Linked DNA regions of Homo sapiens: region 1 is linked to region 2. The links are chromatin contacts, found by Hi-C or POLR2A ChIA-PET in ENCODE. All regions are on one chromosome and are shown on one strand. Each heading gives the region's core, a stretch centred on a gene start or an enhancer-like site at or near the end of the contact. The rest is flanking DNA. Distances are from core to core; before and after follow the strand shown.

Evidence for each region. A loop is a pair of places that touch in the nucleus more often than their neighbours do. ChIA-PET counts read pairs that join two places held with the same protein, here RNA polymerase II (POLR2A). Pooled maps may share reads with other maps.
Region 1: a loop to region 2 is called in a map of heart right ventricle, with 1.9 times the contacts of the local background. The contact joins two enhancer-like sites. A Hi-C loop is called at or near these places in 1 of 168 maps with a recorded cell type or tissue (heart right ventricle), 1 of 37 single-sample maps with no recorded cell type and 2 of 50 pooled maps. POLR2A ChIA-PET finds 5 or more read pairs at or near these places in 3 of 52 experiments (HEK293, OCI-LY7 and activated T-cell).

What each region holds. Positions count from the first base shown.
Region 1 is chr9:121,919,797-121,925,365 of GRCh38, forward strand. All of the region lies in intron 6 of TTLL11 (tubulin tyrosine ligase like 11), which reads right to left. Among named protein-coding and RNA genes, the nearest start is that of TTLL11, 170 kb to the right of the region's middle. Within about 2 kb of position 1,850, at least 2 of the 41 ENCODE cell types and tissues checked have a DNase peak (open chromatin) inside an H3K27ac peak, as active enhancers do.
Region 2 is chr9:121,697,480-121,702,826 of GRCh38, forward strand. It overlaps DAB2IP (DAB2 interacting protein), which reads left to right. Exons shown (of 16, transcript NM_001395010.1): 3 at 1,846-1,979. Among named protein-coding and RNA genes, the nearest start is that of DAB2IP, 49 kb to the left of the region's middle. RefSeq lists a silencer at 1,988-2,067. Within about 2 kb of position 2,817, at least 29 of the 41 ENCODE cell types and tissues checked have a DNase peak (open chromatin) inside an H3K27ac peak, as active enhancers do.

The DNA of each region.
Region 1 (5,569 bases), core at 600-3,099, 220 kb after region 2:
AGGCCAGGAGTTCAAAACCAGCCTGGGCAACATAGTGAGACCCTCATCTCTAAAAAAAAAAAAAAAAAAAAAAAGGAAATATCCTAATATTAACACTAACAGTGATGACAATGTTAACAATAATAGCTAACACTTTAATACTGTTTAACTTTGTGCCAAGCACGGTTTGAAGTTCTTTGCATGCATTATAGTAAATTTAAAATCAATGTTTTTTAGGCTGAGTGTGGTGGCTCATGCCTGTAATCCTAGCACTCAAGCACTTTGGGAGACTGAGGTGGGCAGATTGCTTGAGCTCAGGTATTCAAGACCAGCCTGGGCAACATGGCAAAACACCATCTCCAAAAAAAATACAAAACATTTGCCAGGTGTGGTGGCGCATGCCTATAGTCCCAGCTACTCAGGAGGCTAAGGTGGGAGAATCACCTGAGGCTGGGAGGTCGAGGCTGCAGTGAGCCAAGATTGCACGACTGCACTCCAGCCTGGTGACAAGGTGAGACTCTGTTTAAAAAAAATTTTTTTTTATAAATTCAATGTTTCTGGTAATGTCTCCCATTGCAGGGTAGCACAAAAGCAGAGCCAGGAAAGGCAGCTGGAACAATGGTATCAAGGAGCAAAGCTCTCTGATGGTTTGGCTTGATCCAATGATCTAAACCAGATGAGCTCCATATCTCTCTGGTAAACGATGAAGGACGTCACTAGGCAGCAAATCATCGGGAAGCAAATAGCCCATCTTGCACATTTAGACCTAGTCTATTTTCTTTGACAGATAATCAAACCAAAGGTAAGGTTGACATCCTTTTCTAAAGTGAGGTACCTAATAAGCTTCGTACCTGAAGAGATGGCCACCTCATCTCTACAGGAGTGGGCCAAGGTAGGATCTGTGGGCAAGGCCAAGATTCACCTCTGGAAACTGTTCTATGTCTGCTCTAACACAAGGACAATTGGATAAGACTCTATCCCCTGAGTTTATACCACCAAATATGGCCATGATCATTTCAGTCTTGTGAAGACCATGAAGACGAGCAGCCTCCCTTGCAGGGAAGGAATTGTTCTCAAAGAGGGAGGAGCATCCTTACCCACTACAGAGGGCCTAGGACCGCTTTGCCTGGGGAAGGTAAGAAGAGAGAGCGTCTAGCTAATGCACAACAACCTGGAATAATACATCCTCATGCTTTTGAGTTATTTTGACTTCTGCCAACAAGTTTCTAACAATCTTAAAGTTAACTCATAAACTTAATCTTTGTTAACAGATGGATTTATCCAAGGATGAATTAAGAGAGGTGAATTTTTTAGTCATTCATTCATTCAAATATTTACTGACCAATCAAAGAGGAAGACACCAGTGGAAAACCCTCACTGGTGGTATGCAAAAGACGTCCGTCAGATCACACATCTGTCCTTCAGGGAATTGAGTCTAATTCACTGGTTTTACTAGCCAGTTCCTTCTTTCCTTGACTCGACAAACATGAGTTTCATGCCTGTTTTGTGCCAAGAAGTATTCATATCACAAGGCCAGTAGGCAGAGATACAAGTAATGTCCTGAAGGTGCTTAGATTAAGGAGCAATTAACCCAGTGGAGGCAGGGGGGTGAACAGAGCTTCAAGGAAGAGGGGACAGCAGAGCCCAACTCCCGAGAATCATGAGATTTGTTTTATAAAAAAAACTCGCCACAGGATTCCTCTAAGTAACAATTTTTTTTCCTAGTGCCTTTCAATTATGCCTGGACTGATTTACACACCCTTTCAGAAGCACAGCTGTTGTGTAAATTAAACCTCAGTAATCCCTCCCCAGTGCTGAGTCCCCCTTAGGAGAAATTCTGGCACCTGCTGATTTATTTCTGTGTACTTTCTCAGCACCTTGAGGATTTCAGCTTTAGTAATCACAAGTTATGAGTCACTCCAATTGGGGATAGTTAGACAAAGAGGGAGCAGGGGATTGAAAATAGAGAATGGAAGCAAAGCAGATGGTGGAGAAGGGTAGAGAGGCCTGCAAGGAAGCCTTGGGCTAGATAGAGGGAAGTAATCCTAAGCTTTAGATGTTCACAGCCGCCTCCTCAGGTAGAAGGAAGAAGAGCTGGGAAATGAAAAAAAGAGGCTGATGGTCTGCCCTGAAGAACCCTTCTCTGAGCCCACGGAGGAACCCGGGAAGCCTGACACAGTCACAGACTGAAAACTTTTCATCTGTGCTTCAAGGATCATGAGATAACATCTTCAAGGAGCTTAGCACACAACCTGGCGACTGGTCAGCACTTTCTAACTGCCAGCTGCTGCTGCTGCTGCTGTTGTTCCTCAACTTCAACTCCTCAGTCCAGGGGAAATTTCAGGACAAACCCGTTAGGTTGAACCAGCCAAGGAGGGACAACTCTATCTCTACCCAGAACCATATACTGATAATCCCTAGGAAACTTCTTTAGACCATAAGAATGTCGCCCTTGTCTGTTTACATTTTATTGATACTCTTTTTAAAAGATTTAATATAAGTATGTTGTTGTCCCATGATTTCCCTTTCTGTGTGTGCATCTATACTTATCATCTGTGGCCCTGGTGCCAAGTCATCACCTCAGGTGTCAATGTTGAATTTTTAATGTTGCATTTCTCATTAGAGTCTCTGAAGGAATTCTTGGGGTCCGGGAATGCTCAAGTTTGTGAATTGCTACATTAGACTGATAACTACCTTGAGAGCAAGCTGACCTTGGGCCAGAGGAGACATAAAACACCCAGTGACACTCTAGTGCCCCTAGAATTAGTAGAAAGATCGCATTTGCTAACCACAAGTGTGAGACTCACAAAGGGTAAAATGGATTTTTTTCTCACTTGGAAGAAATGACTCCAATTCTGGAAATCCTATAGCAGCCCCTGCTGTCACCATGATAATGAGAGAGTATGTTAGAGCCCCAAGCAGGCCCCGTAACCTAGTCATGTCCAAAAAGCTTTTATTTTAGCGCAAAGGGTCAATATCTATTCAGTGTGTGTGTGTGTGTGTGTGTGTGTGCATGCACATGTGTATATCAAACCTCAAAATCCCAAAGGTTAAGTGGACAAGGGATATAAACAGATAATTTCCCAGTACTATAAAATGAAACATAAATAGTAAATACAAACAGTTATATGGAAACACGGCCACCCTCATTAACAACCAAAGACATGCACATTTCAAAACCACCTTACACATGCTAAGTTAGCACTTACTTTTAGAAAGTCAACACCTAATGCTTTGCAGGTGAAGGGGCACGCATGGGCATTAAAGGTGGCAAAGGCAACAATTATAACTCACCCTTTGGGTTAAAGCAAAATGGGACTTTGCATGAGGATCTTCAGAGATATTCATTCCCTTTAGCCCTGTGATTCTAGAGCTGGGTTTTATTTAAAGAAGAACAAAATTGAGTACCACATAAATGTCTGATTACGGGGATAAATTATGGTACAACTGCACCCTAGGATGTTCTCTATTCACTAAGATGATTATGAGGATTGCATAGCAATGTGCGGAAAAGTTTATGCCATAATATCATCCAAAAGCCGGTAGAACTCGAATAGCTTGTACGTTACAAGAAAACATTAAAGCTACATCTGCAGGTGGACAGGGTCTAGAAGAGCTTAAAATTGCTGGTAGAAGTTAGGGTTGGAGTATTTTTTTCCATTTTTTTCAATTTTGTTTTTAACATAACCATTGTAATTTTTGAAAATACCTTACTGTTGTTTGTTCCAAAACTGCAAAAAGACCCCTTTAAAATCAAGTGAAATCAGTGCTTATGAAGACAACCTCTGAGCCAGGCATTGTTCCAGGTGCTTTAAAAACCATATTCATCTTTTAATGTACCTCATTTTACAGGTAAAGAAGTTGGGGTTTGGTAAGAGTAAGTGGCTTGCTCTGCTCATAGAGGCTGACAGAAGTTATGAAGTTTCCAGCCTTGGTCAGTCTGGCTCAAGCCTGAGCTTTCCTTCCAACATCACACTGACTCTCTTTCGCTCCCAGGAAAGTGATACTCTGGTTTTCATCCTCAACTGAAAGAATTCATTTTTTTTAACTGCATTTGCTTTTGTGCTAGAGAAGTGATATGGTTTGGCTGTGTCCCCACCCAAATTTCATCTTGAGTTGTAGCTCCCATAATTCCCGTATGTTATGGGAGGGACCCAGTGGGAGATAATTGAATCATGGCTGCCATATCTTATGAGACTTATTAAGGGGAAAACCCTTTTGCTTGGCTCTCATTCTCTCTTGCCTGCTGACATGTAAGACGTGCCTTCCACCATGATTGTGAGGCTTCCCCAGCCACGTGGAACTGTGATTCCATGAAACCTCTTTTTCTTTATAAATTACCCAGTCTCAGGTATGTCTTTATCAGCAGCACGAAAACGGACTAATATAAGAAGTAATTGGCTTTCTGGAAAGCCTTCCCAGACACCCTCAAGTGGAGTTAACCGCTGCCTCTTTCATGCTTTCAGTACTCAGTACAGTGCATGGCCCATTGTAGGTGCTCGGCGTGTAGTGACGCCGTTGAATGTGAGGCTAGGATGTTTCCTTCCCATCTGAGTGCCACATCCCCAGCACTGTGGCAGTGATCCCTTAACAGCAGGGGAGGGCAGAGAAAAGAGGCAAGGGCCACAGCCCTGGCTGACTCCCATTTCCTGAGTTCTGTATGCTGCCTAATGTTATTTGTTAGTTGGTTTGTTCTCATCACAACGTAGCTGAAAAGGGTTAGGAGATATTGAGAACAATCCTTTCAGAGGAAGATGAAAAAGACTTGGCCAAGCAAGATCGGGGAAGGAGCAGATGAGAGTTCTGGAGAAAAAGAAAAGAAGCTGGAGGACAGAGGAGAAGATGACAGGTGGAGAGACAAGCTTTGGGAGTGCCCTAATGAAAAGGCAGGGGTCACAGTGAAAACGGGCACTTCCAGAAAGAGGAAAGAAAAAAAAAACAGGCCCAGGCAATTTCTTGCAGAAATACCTGTGGGGATAACAAGCACTTTTTTTTTTTTTTTTAACCTGAGCAAAAATCGTCAAGCCCAGCTACTTTTATCATCTAAAATTCGTTCTGGAGATTTCCTCCAGCTTGTGAGAGACATCTTAACTCTCCCTGAAATAGTCATTTGTCACAAGGGGCTGGAAGTGAGCCAAAATGTCTGTAAGCAAAGTCCAGGAGCTCTGTATAATAAAACAAATTGCAAAATATTGATTTTGTTTCTTTTCGACCTGTTTTAATCCAACAATATCATCTTATTATGAGAATTTCCTCTCCTGATGGCGAGGAGAACAGGCTCAGCTGTGGGAGAGGAAGAAGCAGACACAGGCTTCACTTCTCCTCTGAAAGGCTCTGTTTAGGGATCTCTAATGTCACCGGCAGAATTGCAGTTCCAATCTTCTACCATGATATTTCTGAAGGAAAGACCAAAGTGCTGGAGAACCTGACAAACAGGATGTGTGCTTTTCTCCTAAACTTAGAAAAAAGTAGAAATAAGAACCCAGAGAAAGTGACCAAATGTCACTCAGATGCTACTAACACCTCTTGTGGGCCCCTCAGAGCCCAGGAGATGAGTCCCAGGCTCCCAGGCTAGGTGGGCTCCCAGATA
Region 2 (5,347 bases), core at 1,567-4,066:
GAGGTGCAGGCCTCTGCCTCCATGCCATGTGTCCTGGAGAGCCTAGTGCTCTCCTGACCTGCCACCGTTTGGGGTCCCTCTGCATTAAGCATTGCCTTGTCTATGGGTCATGCCTCTGGAGAAGGGTCCCTCCTGCAGCCCCTAATACCTAAGAGATATTTGTGGCGGCTGATTAGAATACCCTGATGGATAATTCCAGGCTGCAGAGGTGAGAGGCATTTGGACTCCACTGCCTGGGATGGCCTTCTGGTGAGGTATCATTTCAGCTGGGCCTTGAAGGACACGCAGAATCCCAACAGGTGGCCACAGGGGTATGTCTCCTGTGGATATGAATGGCTGAGGAAGGAGGAAAAGGCAGAAGGAGAAAGATAGGAAAAGGGAAATCTTGAAAGCTCTTGAATTAGCCAGGCCCGGAAGCTGGGTGTCCTTGGGTAAGTCACTTTACCTGTCTGAGCAAGCTTCTTCATTTGCAGCAAATGTTTTTCTGTCATTTTCTGTCTGTGCGGGTGACATGAGATGACTTGTACAGCCCATGTTTGACCTTGTCATGTTGAAGATGGACAGATACAGCCCAGGGCCTGTGCCAAACATCCACTGCTCCTCTTGAACACAGAGAGGGCTGCCAAACTGACCCTTTATTTTGTGATGGATGGAATGTGGTATTTGGATTATGTACATTAACCTCAAATTAAATTAATATCCCACTTGCCACCTGGAATTGAGACTGGGGTGGGTGAGCCCCCAGAACACCCCCCTCTTTAGAGGACTCCCCCTCCTCCAGTTTTCCTCTCCCTCAAGCTGCCTGTAGTTTCCAAGCCCGGCAGGACACAGGCTGTGTCCCCTGGGGCCCCCACATCTATCCCGTCACCTGTAAAGGGAAGATTGGTTTGACCTGTGTGTATTGAACGCCTGTCTCCTCTGTCTCTGCCATTAGACCAGGAGCTCTTGGGATGGGGGAGGTGGGGGATTAAGCTCTGTTTTCAGTCAGTGCAACCTGTTAGGTGGATAAATGGCGTGAATAAGGTTCCCCAAATCTTGAAGCTTTTAATGGGGATACTCAGCAAACCCTTCAGCCCCTCGGGCCCCTCCCTGAGCTGAGCACTAGGGATCCCGTCCCGCAAGGTGGTTGTCCTTGCTGGGGTACATACAACGGTTCCGGGGAGGGGCCCCACCCTGACATCAAGCTACTGCCGCTCTGGGAAGGAAAGTCGCCCGGAATCGGGGTCTAAGTGGCCAGGGCACTGCCAGGCGCAGGCCAGCCGGCGCCTCAGCCGACCACGCGCCCGCTCTCATCGGTACCACCGAGGGCTGGAGAGCAGCGACCTCGCAGCGGAGGAAGGCGCTTTGTCAATCCCCGACGGGGTGGGGGGGCGTGGATTCCTCCAGGTGGGTGTGGGGGGTGTGACCTCGCACGGGGAGGACAAGCTCGGAGGCGGCAGGGAGGTGAGCGGGGCGGCCGGCCCTGGCGGTCCCCGGGGGTCTCCGCCCCTCCGCAGCCCCGCCCCCTCGTCCCGGTACTCCCCCTCGCCCCGGCGCCCGGGGGGCTCGGGCAGCCTCGGCCGCGGTCGGCGCGGCTCGGCTCGGCGTCGCCAAGGCAACAGCGGCTTAGGGGGCGGGGGCGACGTGGCGGGCGGGGTGGGCTGGGCCGCGCTGCGCGGGCCGGGCCGTCGGCGCTCGGTCGGCGGGCGGGCGGCGCGGGCCGCGAGCTGCTGGGGCCGAGCCCGAGCCCGGCCCGCCCTCGGCCGCGCGGCCGCCCAGCAAGGGTGCGGGTCCCGCGCGGGTCCCGGCCCGCCGCCGCCGCGCTAACCCCGCCTCCCCTTCCCCCTCTTGTCCCCCCGTGCGCAGGGCTTCCTCAGCCGCCGCCTCAAGGGCTCCATCAAGCGCACCAAGAGCCAGCCCAAGCTGGACCGCAACCACAGCTTCCGCCACATCCTGCCGGGGTTCCGGAGCGCCGCCGCCGCCGCCGCGGACAATGAGAGGTGAGCCCGCCGCCGCCGCCCGGTCCCCCGCGCCGCCGCCCCGGGCTGCGCCCCTGAGGACGCGGGGACAAAGCGCGAGCCCGGCCCGGGGCGAGCCACACGGCGGTGGGGGGACCCCACGCCGCCCGCCGGGAACTTATGGGGCCACCTCGGCCGGACTAGGGGGCCCGAGGGGAGGACCCTGTGCCTCCCTCCGGGGTTAGGTGAGTAGAAGAGAGGAGAGCAGAGGGTGCCCGCGGCGGCCCGGGCGAGGCCGGGCGCGAAGTCCCCTCGCAGGGAAGTCCTGCCTCGCCTGTCCGAGGTGGGCATTGTTTCCCGGGCCGTGCGGTGCCCGAACCGGGGACGGAAGTGGGGCCTCTGCCGCCAGGACCCATCCCCCTGCCTTGGGAGCCCCTGGGTATCAGATACAAAAGGCATTTTCGGCCGGGTTTGGCCGAGACCGGGCGCTGCCCGTGGTGAGGGGAAGGGTGAACATCTGGAGGGGAGGAGCAGGGGGCTGGGCCACTTAGGGGGCACATCTGCTCTAAGTAGGGCGCGTGCTCCACTGGGGGCTGGCGCTAGCAGAGCGGGCAGTGCCCAGGCCCTGAGCTGGGGGCACAGCCTGAGGCTGGGGAGCCAGGGCCATCTCCTCTCCAGCCTAGGCAGCTGCTTCTCTCCTTCCCTCACCTCTCCACTCTCAGGGGTGTCTCCTGCTTTCTGTTTCCTTCTCCTGGGCCAGCCGGGAGCAGGTGTGGAAATTCCGCGGGGAGGTGGCTGGTGGGGCAGAAGGGGAGAGGGAGGAGGAGGTGGTTCAACCTGCCGGGAGACGCTGGCCAGGGAGCAGGCTTCAGCTCGCAAGGGCAAGCCATCCTGTCCTCCAGGGGGCACTGGGCGGACACAGCCTCTCAGGGCCCAGGTCCTCCTCGAGTGGTGCCAGCCACAGGCACCTTTCCACTTAGGCACAGGCATGGTGATGGATTCCAGTGCCAGTTAGAACATGTCCCTGCCCAGCCTGTGGAGGTGAAAGTACGGGCAGGCACCGAGGAGCCTTTTCAGCATTCAGCCCGAACGTCTCAGACCACTGGCATCTGCCTTCGTAGGGCTGTGTCCGTGTTGGCACTCCCTGTAGGGGAGGCGTAGGTAGCATGAAAATGTCTCTCCCCTCCCCCTTGGTTCTAGCGGGCAGAGGAGTACAAGTTACAGCCCAACTCCTGCCCAAGGTTGAGTGACTGTTTAACTGACCCCTAGCATCTTCCTGGAGAGTAACACTTCCACCTCCCAGTAGAATGGCTAGACGTTTAATTTCCATCGTCCCAGAGCCGCGCTCTCCAGTGCATCCTCACCACTGCCTGCAGCTGGTTTCCTGCCCCAGCTGCCAAGCCCAGCCTGAGGCGGGACCCTCAGCCTTTCTCTGATGGCCCTGGTGCCCCAGGGGACCAGGCGTGCCCTGGCAGGAAGATGCAGCCAGGCCAGAGCTCAGCGCTGGGTGCAGTCACTGCGTCTTTGAAAATCTCGCTTCCCATCTTTGTTATTGTCTGGGCGGCAGGCCACCCGGTTTGCTGCCTTCCTCCCTCCACCGGGCCCCTGCCTTCGGCTGTCTTCCCCAGGAACATGCCCTTCTCCGCGCTTTCCTTGGCGGGGGTCAGGACCCTCTGCACCCGCATGCGGGGGCTTGTGTACGTACCCCGTTTTGTGTGCATGTGGTGGTTGTCCGGGGAGCAGGAGAGACAACAGGCAGTCCGGCTTCTGAGTGTGTCTGCTCTCCCGGGAGCAGGCGGCATGCATGTCATGTTTACCTCCTTACAGCGGGAAGCCTGTACCTAGAAGCCGGCAAGTGCTGGCTGGCCACCCTAGCCAGAGGTCGGGGCATGGCCAAGACGACCTCGTGCGGGTCCTGCCCCACTTGGCCTCAGGTCAGCCTTGCCACATGCTGAAGGGGCGCAGAGTGGGGGTTGGGAGTGAAACTACAAGCCTGTTTCTGGAAACAGTAGGAAACGGTAGCGGTTGGAGCAGAATGTCACTGGCAGCGGTGTGGAATTGTCTTATTAATTTTCTATAAACAAAATATGGCTTGGTGGCCTCTCTGGCACAGGAAGGGAGCCTAGATTTCCCATGGACAGGCAGAAAGACTGGGTTTGAAATCTCTCTACCCAGCCTTGGAGCTGAAATAGGCTTTCCCAGGACTGGGGTCTCCTGATTTGCTGCTTTGCTTAGGAACAGATTCGTCGGCTGCTGCTGGGATGGATGGGCAGAAATTTCTCTGGGGCTGTCCCTGGAGTCATCCTATTTGGAGTTCAGTGAGTAAAAACAACTATGGTGACCCCGCCCGCCCCCCAGCTCATGGCCAAACCTGGATGAGTGGAGCAGTGCCTCTCCCTGCTCTGATGTGGTGTGGTTGTGATGTTGAAGGCTGGGAGGGCAGGATGGGCTGTCTTTGGCTTGGTTTAGCAGCAAGGAAGGGTTGTGTCCTGGCTCCATGGGACCCCCACTGGCTGCCATGCCTCTGGCTGGGGAGAGGGTAAGTGCCAAGACGCTAGCCTCAGTGAGTGGGTGGGACACGAGTGGGAAGGACGGTGGGGGCTTCTAGGGTGTCGAGCGGGAGTCCTGGTCCCCATGGCCTTCCCGTGTAGATGAGCGGCACAGGGCACTCTGGGGCGGCCACTTGAGTTCTGACTTTGGATGAATCTATCTGGTTTATATGGCTGCTGAAGAGGCTTTGTTGAATGCTGTCTGCGTGCTCCGCAAGCTGCTGTGTTGGGGAGGTGGTTTTTTTGCGCTGGAATTCTCTCATCTGGAGGTTGGAAACCAGTTGGTTCTGTGCTGGGATTTTTTTGGCTCCCTGGAAAAGGAGTCGGTTTCAGGGGTGGGGATGCCGAACCTGGCTGGTTGGGATTGAGGGTTGCTATCTGGTTGTGAGGCTGGGGTCAGGCCAGGCAGTGCTTGGTTGGCACAGCTGGGCTCTGGGGGCTGGGGGCTGTAGGACAGGCTTGAGCCTTCGGACTTATTCTTCTGAAACGGCCTCAGGGGAGGTTGCCAGCTGGTCTCCACAGTCTCTGGGTCCCTCAGACACTCATTTCTTCTTCAGAAGCTTTGGCAGTAAGCACCAAGGACAGGTGATCATTTCTCCTGGGTAACAAACACATGCTGCTTGGAGCGCTTTCCAGGTGAAAGGTGTGCCGGCAAAAGCATTTTCATTTTGCACACTGGAAATGCTGCTGCTTCATTTACAGGGCTGTTTTAATGTTGGTAAAAGTGATATAGAGGATGTGGTTCTGTCAGCCCAGAGGATAATTTCCAAGTCATTCATTTATTTATTAATGTTACTGAGGAGCTAGGAGGGTCAGTTGGCAATATTATGCTTTCCTCATTCCTTCTCTCTCCTGATGCTG